Regions from separate parts of the Homo sapiens genome. Here region 1 is linked to region 2. A link is a contact called in ENCODE Hi-C data. All regions are on one chromosome and are shown on one strand. Each heading gives the region's core, a stretch centred on a gene start or an enhancer-like site at or near the end of the contact. The rest is flanking DNA. Distances are from core to core; before and after follow the strand shown.

Region 1 (5,410 bases), core at 710-3,209, 130 kb before region 2:
ACCGTAGGTTTTCCTCCTTTCTCTGGAATCCAGATCAAGTTTTGCCTATTAAAAGCCTCCGTAATTGTGCTTTTTTTTTTTTCTTTTCCTGGCAGAATTGGAGAACTTAGGGAGGATACTGAAAATTGCATTTCTTTAGGGGCTAATCATAACAAAGCCTTTTGCAGAGCTTTGTGTCCTGCAGTTAGTCCTTGGGGGGTTAGGTAAGGGCCTCTGAGAACTATCAAGAAGTACATGGAGGGCCTTCAGTCTAACTATCCAGCAATTTCACAATAATACAGTATGGCCTCCCAAAGTGAAGATGGTCCATTCCAACCTCTGCACTGTATCATGGGTGATCAAGTAAGATCTTAGAGAAACCTAGACCAGTTCAGTCTCTTTTTTTTGAGACAGAGTCTCGCTCTGTCGCCTAGGCTGGAGTGCAGTGGCATGATCTTGGCTCACTGCAAGCTCCGCCTCCCAGGTTCATGCCATTCTCCTGCCTCAGCCTCCCGAGTAGCTGGGACTACAGGCACCCACCACCACGCCTGGCTAATTTTTTTGTATTTTTAGTAGAGACGGGGTTTCACCGTGTTAGCCAGGATGGTCTTGATCTCCTGACCTCGTGATCCACCCGCCTCGGCCTCCCAAAGTGCTGGGATTACAGGAGTGAGCCACCCACGGTGCCTGGCCACCAATTCAGTCTCTTCTCTGGGGAAAGTCATCCTCTCCGGCTGAACTTCACAGTTTCTGGAGGGTGGCCTCTGGGCAGGCGGGTACTGCAGCCTGGAGCCCGGAAGGATGTCAGCTCCAGAGGTGTTGAGCCAGGGCGGGGATGTTTGTGGCATGACTCTGAGGGAACTGCGCTGTCCTCTCATGTCCCTTTCAGGAGGCGTGTGCAGCCCTGCTAGACCAGTGCCTATGCTACGTGCAGTCCAGAGGCCTCCAGAGAGCCCCTGAGAAGACCAAGGGCAAAGTGAGCATGAGGTTCTCCTCTCTCTGCCCACCCTCCACGTCCACTGCCTCTGGCCGCAGACCCAGCCTCGTGATCGATGGGAGAAGCCTGGCCTACGCTCTCGAGAAAAACCTGGAGGACAAATTCCTCTTCCTTGCCAAGCAGTGCCGCTCCGTCCTCTGCTGTCGGTCGACGCCTCTGCAGAAGAGCATGGTGGTGAAGCTGGTGCGGAGCAAGCTCAAGGCCATGACCCTGGCCATAGGCAAGTATCCCAGCTGGCCAGACGGCCTCCTCCCAGCTGGACCCAAACTTCCTCTACCCTTCCATGCTACACCACGAGATGGGAAAACACTTCCTCACCTTTCTTTCTGTGTGTAAAATCACACCCAGTGTGATAGAGCAGGCAACATGTTCCGAAGGTAAAGTTTACATTGGAAAGCCACAAAAGAGAGTAGCAGAGTTACAGGTTCATGCTGCAAGGTCAGTAATCCGGTGCTGCTTTACGGCAACAAGATGGAGCTTACCCTGTTTCTCAGGAGACAGCACACAAGAGACCTGCCTGTCCCAGTCTGTCCTGGCCACAGCAGAGGGCACTACACACTCAGCCTTAGCCCAGGCCAACTTAGAAGGTCCTTTGCAGCTGCTTCTGGTCACCATGAGCCTCCGGGTGTCCAAGGCTTTGTAACGCCCTAAGGGCCCAGAGGCTTGGTGACCAGAATTCCCACTGCCTCCTGTCAGCTGTGCTGATGGTTCTGGGACAGGCTTCTGAGTAAATAAGTCCATCATCAGATACGCATCACTGCTCAGTTTTACACCAGTTATTTAAGGACTGTGTTTCTCATGGTGGTTTTTCCTGGCAGACACTGTTGGCCTGGAGAGCCCTGTCTGCTCCTCTCCAGGGAGGGGATGGTGGCCACTCGCCTCCTTCCAGGACATCCTCTCTGCCCACTTCTAGTGCAGGCAGAGTCTCTAGCACAGGTTCAGGGGCTCAGCAGCACCACCTCCTGGTGAGGGCCAGGAAGGAAGCAGTGGCCGTGACCCCCACATGCCAACAATTGGGCCTCCCTGTAAATAGAATCTACTCCTAGGTGAGAACTGGATCAGAAATCAAGTACCCTCGCCAATCAATCAGCCAGTGTTGGCAGTATTTTCTGCAAAAGGTCTGTGACAGCCCCTGCTTGTTGACATGGAGATTGCTGCCTGTTCACAGTGGGCACCTCACCTGGCCAGAGGAGACCGCTGTTGAGCCTGGGTTACAGTGGCAGTGAGGAGAGCGAGCACTGGCCTGAACACGGTCGTCATGGGGACCCTGCCCTACACACCCTGAGGCCAGTAACCGCTAAGGAGAGTGGGCACAGGGCACGTGTTCAGGAGGCCCGGGGAACCTAACAGCCATGGCCTGTCCTGAGGCCATCTTTGCCTTCATGTGCCTGGGGTGGCCCTCAGGTTTCCCTGAGGAGCTGGAAACGGTCTTCAGGCTGACCTGCACCACCCCTGTCCCAGCCTCCTCCTCTGAGCGTCAGCGTCCTTCCCTGGGAGCACGAGGACAACGTCAGCCCTGAAAGGCCACAGTACACAGTAAGACGTGAATGATGTTTCCCTGGCCTGGCCAGTGCCTGCCTCAGCCGCGTAGCCACTGGTGTCTGGTATTCCTGAAGAAGTGGAAGGAAATCCTTGGCAGATTAAAAAGAAAAGGAAACACAGAATGGAATCTCAAAAGAAAACGGGAAAGTAATGACCCATAAGAACATCAGCACATGGCTGGGCACGTGGTTCACACCAGTCATCTCAACAGTTTGGGAGGCCAAGGCAGGAAGATCACTTGAGCCCGGGAGTTTGAGACCAGCCTGGGCAACATAGTGAGTCCCCATCTCTACAAAAAATAAAAAAAATTAGCTGTGTGTGGTGGCACACACCTGCAGTCTCAGCTACTTGAGAGGCTGAGGTGGGAGGCTCACCTGAGCCCAGGAGGTCAAGGCTGCAGTGAACCGTGATCACACCACTACACTCCAGCCTAGGCAATAGAGTGAGAGACCCTGTCTCAAAAAAAGAAAAAAAAAACTGCTGGGGCAACATGGTGGGCGAAACCCCATCTGTACTAAAAATGCAAAACCTGGCTGGGTGTGGTGGCATGTACCTGTAGTCCTACCTACTCAGGAGGCTGAAGTGGGAGGATCACTTGAGCCCAGGAGGTTGAGGCTGCAGTGAGCCATGATCATGCCACTGCACTCCCACCTAGCCTGGGTGACAGAGTGAGACCCTGTCTCAAAAGAAAAAGAAAGAAAGAAAGAATGCGTTAAAGCATCAATGTGACCTACTCCTAGTGCCCAGTGGTTTATAATGTAGAGAGCATCGTTGCATACCATATCTCATGTTTTACCGTATCTCATTTTAAATGGGACATTCTGGGGAAAGCTGTACAGATTTTTATTGCTTCAGAGAATTCCAATTTGATATATATTAACTGATCAGTTAATATTGGTCTCAACATTATAAAGAACAGGAAAATCACAGGGAAGAGACATCCTGTAGTCACACTACAAGTCATTCTAACTTTGTGTATCTGCACCTTTTCTCATTTGTGCAACTTGGGATGTATGCCCTGATTTGGGCTCTTCTGCTGCCCAGTTCCAAGAATGGTGACCGTCACGGAGTGATAACAACTTTATGACTCTGCTGTCCTTTCCCCGAAGGTGTCCAGATATCTGACCATGCTCTGTGTTCCTAAACATTTTCTATCAACAAATTGACAGAATGAAGAGAAGTTCTCCTTTATTGCACCCCTAGAGGGCCCCAAAGTGAGCACAATGGCTAATACTGTGGCAATCCATATGCAAAAAAAAGAGCTCCACAACGTGCTGGGCTGAATTTAACCTCCTTCCCTTAGTTTAGAAACTGCCCGGGAAGTGTGGCTGGGAGTAGCCTTGGCTGCTTGGCTGGAGTGGCTCAGTAACTAATGATGATGAAGATGATGATAGCATCTTTCCTTGTGCCAGACAGCAGGATGAGGGTTTTACTGGTGTAAGAGCGGCACTGCAGAGCAGGCGCCATGTACCAGGTGGCTCAGCTCCAGCCCGCTTTCCGAAACATCTCCTGGTGTCGCTAGCTTATTCTGAATGCTTAACTCTATTCTCCCAGGGTGGATGCTCTACTCCTTTTTCCCCCATCTTCCCCAGGACGCTTTCACAGGACTGAGTTCAGCGGGGACTCCCAAGAAAATCTAGCACATTGATTTGATTCTGTGCTGTTTCTAGAATCAAACAATTCTTCTTGCCTGTGCTGTTTCTAGGTGATGGAGCCAATGATGTCAGCATGATCCAGGTGGCAGATGTGGGTGTGGGAATCTCCGGCCAGGAGGGTATGCAGGTAAAGACCAATCAGGCTATTCTGTGTGACCAATTGGCCCTACTGACCTCTTGTCCTGTCACCCTGTGGGCTGTCCCCGACTTCCTCTGGGCTCTACTGAACGAGGCTAAAGGGTTTGCCCTTAATATAGCTGATGCTCAATACAGCTGCTAAGCCACTAGTGGAAGGTAAGGAGGAATGCCATTCTTCCTGTTTATGAAGCAGTGTGCAATAAGCATGTCTTCCCATGTCACAAGTCTATTTTTGTGAAATAAGTGGTTCAGAGAGAGGCAAGGTGAGTCATCGCCTTCTGTCTGGCTTTCGATGGCTCGGTCCCAGCAGGCACTTTTTACTGTCCGTGAACACGGAGCAATACCATTTGAAAAAATGCCTTTGATGTAGGTGGAGCCTGGCGTCACTGTACAGGTGGAATGTAGCCATCCTCACTCACATGGAAGTTCACCTCTGCATCTTTCCTCTGCCACTGTGTTCACTCTCGGTCTGGGAGTCAGACATTGAACAAATGACTTAACTAAAAATGTGCTGCTTTTGGATTTAGTATTACAACAGTTTCCAACATTTGATTAAGTATGAATCACAACATTTTTGGGTTGGTGGAGATTTTAGGGAACAATTTATCCGAAGTTCTAAAAACCAGGATGTTGATACCACTTACTCGCTGGTTGATTCATTTGCTGACTCAGTGGTTCGATCAGTAATGATCTGTTGGGCATGTGCTACATGTCAGGCCTGTGCAGAGCTCATTAATAGTTTTAGCTGATGTTCCACCCTCAGATGGAGGGTCCCAAGCTAGATGCACAGTAGTTCCGTCACGGCTGGTCCTTGACACTTGCCTTACTCCCCCCGCCGTCATCTGACTGGAATCTCCGTGTTACGTTACTCGCACATTTTTTCTTCCTCCAGAAAATTGAAAATGGTGTTCATGTTTGACTCACCTTTGTGTCTTCACAGTGCCCAGTGTGGCACCTTGCACAAGGGGAAGCTCAAGAAACATTTGCTAAGTAAATGTACAAAATACAGTGGACCCTTGAACAACACGGGTCTGAACTGTTTGAGTCCACTTATATGGGGACATTTTTCAATAAATATTTGGAAAATTTTTTGGAGATT
Region 2 (6,040 bases), core at 3,471-5,970:
GGAGGTAAGAAAGAGTATGTCTAGAATACAGAAACTCCTTTAGGACGTCTCTTAGTGTTACCATGCCCTGTGGTTAAAGTCAATGGAAAACTACACCAACCCAATCCAGGCAGGACTACTAATGGCTCAGACACTTCGGGAATTAAGATTTGGATCACTCTACCCTGTATAAAAACACAACCAGCTGAGGGTAAAGGGGATACAGAATGGCAGTAGAAGAAGGTAGCTGTAAGCACCAGCTATGATCATGTGACCAGTTCCAGAAACCAGGATTTTTAATTGTTATGAATATTTCATCCTTATTTTGTTATGAATATGTTTGTTTATGTGTGTGTATATTTAGAAAATATCTCATTTCTTCCCTCTCTTATCCTCTTATTGACTTTTTATCATAGTATTTAAGTATAGTCATGTGTTGCTTAATGACAGGGATATGTTCTGAAAAATGCATCATTAGGTGATTTCATTGTTATGCAAACATTGTAGAGTGTACTCACACAAACTTGGATGGTACACCTACTACACACCTAGGCTATATGGTACAGCCTACTGCTCCTAGGCTACAAACCTGTATAGCATGTTACTATGCTGAATGCCGTAGGCAGTTGTAACACACTTGTCAGTATGTGTATATCTAAACATATCTAAATATAGAAAAGGTAGAGTAAAAATACAGTATTATAATCTTATGGGACCATTGTTGTATATAAGTTTTGTTCTTGACCATAAGGTCATTATATGGTACATGACTGTATTGTTAACTTTACATCATAGTATTTAAGTTGCAGGCTATCGAGAGGCATAAGCATCACCTGAGGACGTTGCATACTCTTTTGGGGAGGGAGTTAGTGCATTTTTGGTTGTATGCAGGACAATTATGATAGGTGAAAGATGGCCTTGTTATCATCTTTGTTTGGAAATTAAGTATGGTTTAAGGAGATGTGTATAGCTGCCCAGATGACAAGGGGTGGACTTGCACTGGCTAATTTTATAGTCAACTTGGCTGGGTCACAGTGTCCAGTTATTTGGTCAAGCATTATTCTGGATGTTTCTGTGAAGGTGGTTTTTGTTGAGATTAACCAAAACTGATAGACTGGGAGTAAAGCAGATTACCCCCCATAATGTGAGTGGGCCTCATCCTGTCGGCTGAAGGCGCTCAATAGAACAATGACTGGCCTCTCCTGAGCAAGAAGGAACTCTGCCAGCTGACTGCCTTTGCAACTTGGACTGACATTCTCCCCCGCGTCTCTAGCCTGCCAATCTACCCTGCAGATTTTGGACTTACAAGCTTCCACAGTCTTGTAGGCCAATTCCTTAAAAATAAATCTCACTGTATATACACATCCTGTTGTTTCTGTTTCTCTGGAGAATTCTGATTAATATGCTAGAAAACCTTACTGAAAGAAATGAAAGAAGACCAAAATAAATGAAAAGATGTTCCATGTTTAGAGGTTGAAAAGTTCGTATTGTTTAGATGTCAATTCCTCCCGTATCTTTTGATGAATTCAGATATAGCTAAACAGTTTTTTTAAAGAGATGAAATTGAGAAGCTGATTTTAAAATATATATGAAAAGACAAAGGACCTGAAAGAAACAGAATACTTAATGAAGAAGAGCAAAGTTCAAGGATTTCAAGAATTCTTTTGAAGCTACAGTAGTTCAGATAGACTGGTATTAGAGGAAGGATGGACAAAGAGAACAGTGGAATAGAACAGAGGATCCAGAAATAGACCCACATGTGGTTTACCACGAAGGTGCTGCTGCTATTCAGATGGAAACAGATGGTCTGGATAATAAACAGAGCAACTGGATACCTGTATGGAAAAAAGAAAACACCTTACCCATATCTTACCCTAAAAATGAAAATTAGTTTAAGTTGGGTCATATACCTAAATGTGAAAGCTAAAACAATTCTGGAAGGAGATAAGAGAGAATGTTTTCATGATCTTGTTTTTCTGAGGTCTTGCTCTGTCTCCCAGCTTGGAGTGCAGTAGCACGATATTAGCTCACTGCAGCTTCAAACTCCTGAACTCAAGCCATCTTCCCACCTCAGCCTCCCACCTCAGCCTTCCAAGTAGCAGGGACTACAGGTGCATGCCACCACACCTGGCTAATTTTTTTTTATTTTCTGTAGAGATGGGGACTCACTTTGTTGTTCAGGCTGGCCTCAACCTCTTGGCTTCAAGCAATCCTCCCACACTGGCCTCCCAAAGTGTTGGGATTATAGGCATTAAGCCACCATACTTGGCCTTCATTTTCTTAATGGACTTAGAAGAGCCTTTTGTAAAACTTGTTTTTACAATTTCTTTTTTAAAAAATCTAAATTGCATAATTGACAAATAATAATTGTATATATTTGTGAAGTATAATGTGAAGTTTGGAGTGGCATGATTAAATCAAGCTAATTAACCTGTCCACCACATCACTTATCATTTTCTGTGGTGAGGCATTTGGTATTTACTTTTAGCGGTTTTGAAATATACAATACATTAACTATATTCACCATGCTGTGCAATAGATCTCAGAAGCTTATTCTTCCTATGTAACTGAAACTTTGTACCCTTTAAACAACCTCTACCCATTCCCCTTCCCCCATGCCCCAGCCCCTGCTAGCCACGATTTTATTCACCATATCTACGAGTTCAACATTTTCAGATTACATATATATAAGTGAGATCATGCTGTATTTGTCTTCCTGTGCCTGGCTTATTTTGTTTTTTACAGGTTCATTCTTCACTGTGAACTCAGAAGTTCACTGCCCCATTGATCTTGAGAAAAATGAAATGTGTGCCATGCTGCAGGAAAGTTAGGAAGGCCTTGGGGTGGATCTTGACAGGCTCATGTTCACCCTGCACATGACTTTGCTTCCCTGCCTCCTAATCTCCGACCCACACCTCATTCTCTTCTCCCTAACCCCTCCCCTATTCTATGTGCCTCAGGGTACAATAGCCTCATGCCCCCCTACAGGAGCTGGCTTTGATTCATCTAATAGGATTTATGCGATCCCACAGCCTGATCTTACCCCAGTGGCTGGCCCTTTACCCAAGTCTATGGCATTCCCTGGATGAAAAACTTGCTTCGGAAATGGGCCTATAGCCTGATTTTGGCCAGTGTGATGGAAGCGGGGCTGTAGGCACCTTCTGGGTAGTGTAGCTCCAGACTTTAAGTCTCTGGAACTACAGAAGCCATTTTGCCGTGGTTCAGAGGGCAGAGGGACAGAAAGAGCCAGTCCACGGGGTCATTGTTGAGTCATTGGATGAAACCCACCCTGAAGACTCTACCAGTCAGGATGAGCAAGAAGATGGGGTGATCTCAAACCATGACCTCAGCATCAACTCGCAAAAGTTAGTTTCTCACTCATGGCCAGCTGTGGGCCTGCGTGGGCTCCAGGGCTGTGCTCCCTGATGGGTGGCAGTGCATTCCAGGCTGTCCTGTGCACCTTCATATCAATGTGTGACTCCACGATGACCTGCCATGGGGAGAAAGGTGGAGACTTACACCCTGGTTCTTAATGCTCCCCCAAAGTAACACACATCATTTTTATTGTTGGTCCTGAAATATGCTTAACTCCAAGGGGTCTCACGTCTGGGAAGGAGATTTTGCAAAGTGCTAGGAATGCCTATGTAGGAGTGAAGGAGAAACTTCCCTTTGGCCCTCTGAAGGCTTGCTGAAAATCAACTGACGAAAGGCAGATTAACAGAGAAAAAAGACAAACAAATGTATTAATGTGCACAGGGGACAATCACAGAGTGATCACCCACTTACTCGGTGCCCTACAGAAGCTCATTTACCCTTTCCTAGGGGTGGAGGTGATGGGAAATGTAGATGATCTTTTGATGGGCAGGAAATCATTAGGGAAGATGAATGGACCCCAAAGGCAGGAGGCAGATGCTCTGGGAAAGTGGGGTCAGAGCTGCACAGGAACAAAGGTTGTCTTATTCTGCAGGTAAAGCCCCCCAGGTAATCTCTTGGAGCTGCTCTTAGAAGAATAGATGAAAAGTCCGTCTGGGCACAGTGAGGACTCTGAGTCTTTTCTCTTCTGTGCTTGATCGTCCTGCTTCTTTAATGAGATTCCTAAGGAGGGAGTCTTAAGACAATTGCATTTAAGCTTTCTTAGATAAGGAAATTCTAGAGAAGAGTCCCTCTTGGTGCTTCAGGAAAGAGTATCAGGGAGACAAAGAGGTGGGGAAAAAGTCAGAGAGAAACCTTGACCCTAAGGCTTATTTTGGAGGCCTTTCAATTGTCAAAGCACTCCGCATGCCAAAGCGCCATATTTTGGGGAATCATTTCCTGTGCCCCAACACCTATCACTGGATCTTCCTTCCAGACTGTGATTCAGGCCAACACTCCCCTTTGTGGTTGAGGTAGCTAAAATTAGGATTTCTGTGGTTATTTTTAACCAAAAGCATCTGACATTTTAACTGAAGCAATTGTTATCATTTTCATTCAAGGGGTGAGGAGATTATCAATATGCTGGGAGCTCAGCTGGGCATGCATTTCTGGATCCTCACTCAGGGAGAAAAACTCACCGACTGTGCGATTGGCAGCAGCTACAAACCAGCACAGTCTGCAGGTCACAGTGACAAGTTTCAAATAGAAACCTGGCATCCAAAAATATACAGCTTTGGCCACGAAAGCATGGGGTTATTCCAAAGTATTCTGAGGCTAGTCTTGCTGGCGCCCACAGTGGCCTATTCTGAGGCATGTTTTAAATAAGAGTCCTGGCAGCAGGCCTCCAAGCTTCAGAAATATAAGCTGGTTCCTCTCATCAGTCACTGACTGTCTCTCCGAATGTTGTCGAATCTGGATGTTCTCAGCAGTTCAATTGTTCTTCACATTGTCCTTTGTGCGAGCCAAGGAACTGAACTTTCTAAGTAAAGATTTAAAAAGCATCCTTGCAATGAAGGTAGAAGGTCTACTGGCTGGGTTGAGCCTCTCTGCTGTCTTCAATGGCATCTGGAACTCAAAAGGCACCTGGAAGCATTTTCCACCTTCCATACATGGGTGCCAGTGTTCAGGCCTGTGCCAGGGTCCCAGGGTCAGGGTCGCCAGGCTCTGCCTTCTCCTGGGATAACTGTTGGCTCCACCCACGATACTATCAGTGCAGTGTTCCTGAGCAAACGTTCAATGGGCAGCATGCAGAAGCCACTTTTGGAATTCCCCCATATGTCTTTTCTTTCCATCTAGCTTCAGAAATATATGTAAACATGTGGAAACCTTGCTTAAAATGAGCTCAATTCTGTGACGTGCTCTCTAAAAAGCATAAATGTATAATGAGAATACATTTAGTCGTGGAATTTAGGGCCATAAAAATGACTCTCTCATCCCGACGACCTCACCTGCCCTCAAGCAGGCTATGCCCTGGCACTCGCCCATGCAGGAGGCAGGTTGGATGCCCTCATCCTCCAAGACACAGATTGGGGATGAGCCTGCAAGCTCCTGCTTCCTCCACGGAGCTGACACAGCTCTCAAAAACACACAGGGCACTGCCCACAGGGCTTCTGTGGGTCGGCCTTGGGCTCACCAATCACATTCATGCCTGATGCCTTGTTGTTCCTTTCCATTGTTACACGTTGGTAGCCCAGCCAGATCAAAAGGAGCCATTTCCATGTTAAAACACAGTCCACCCATCTGTCTTTTGCCTCTTCAGGCTACAGTTCTCGCCCCTGCAGGGACGGTCAAGGGCTCCAGCAGGTGATGTCTCTCTCTGGCCTTCCTGACTCCCCTGACCCTACATTTCAAGGACATCTGTGCAGCCCCTTTCTTATGCCTCCTCCCCTGATCACAATAGTCTAGTTCATGTCAGAGTTCCTGAGTTAAATGCCACATGAACTGTTCTCTAGCATACCAAGCTTCTTTTGTCACTGAATTTTGATAAGGACTCCCTCCTAGCCAGGCTCCTGGAACCCTCTTCTTAACTAAGCCTTGTCCTTGGCCTGCTAAGCCCAGTTTCAATCCCCACCTTTGACAACTCATCAAATTCCTCTTAGTAATTTTTCATCCATTGATCCTGTCTCCTTGCCCGTTGGCTACAAATCCC

What was found. Hi-C counts contacts between places; a loop is a spot of excess contacts on that map. Pooled maps may share reads with other maps.
Region 1: a loop to region 2 is called in a map of heart right ventricle, with 4 times the contacts of the local background. The contact joins two enhancer-like sites. A Hi-C loop is called at or near these places in 7 of 168 maps with a recorded cell type or tissue (Right ventricle myocardium inferior, ascending aorta, heart left ventricle and 1 more) and 6 of 50 pooled maps.

What each region holds. Positions count from the first base shown.
Region 1 is chr15:25,690,605-25,696,014 of GRCh38, reverse strand. It overlaps ATP10A (ATPase phospholipid transporting 10A (putative)), which reads left to right. Exons shown (of 21, transcript NM_024490.4): 14 at 869-1,196; 15 at 4,224-4,300. Among named protein-coding and RNA genes, the nearest start is that of LINC02250, 110 kb to the right of the region's middle. RefSeq lists an enhancer at 335-835. Within about 2 kb of position 1,959, at least 2 of the 41 ENCODE cell types and tissues checked have a DNase peak (open chromatin) inside an H3K27ac peak, as active enhancers do; they include ascending aorta, where a contact is called at or near this core.
Region 2 is chr15:25,567,576-25,573,615 of GRCh38, reverse strand. All of the region lies in intron 1 of LINC02250 (long intergenic non-protein coding RNA 2250), which reads left to right. Among named protein-coding and RNA genes, the nearest start is that of LINC02250, 8.2 kb to the left of the region's middle. Within about 2 kb of position 4,720, at least 7 of the 41 ENCODE cell types and tissues checked have a DNase peak (open chromatin) inside an H3K27ac peak, as active enhancers do; they include ascending aorta, where a contact is called at or near this core.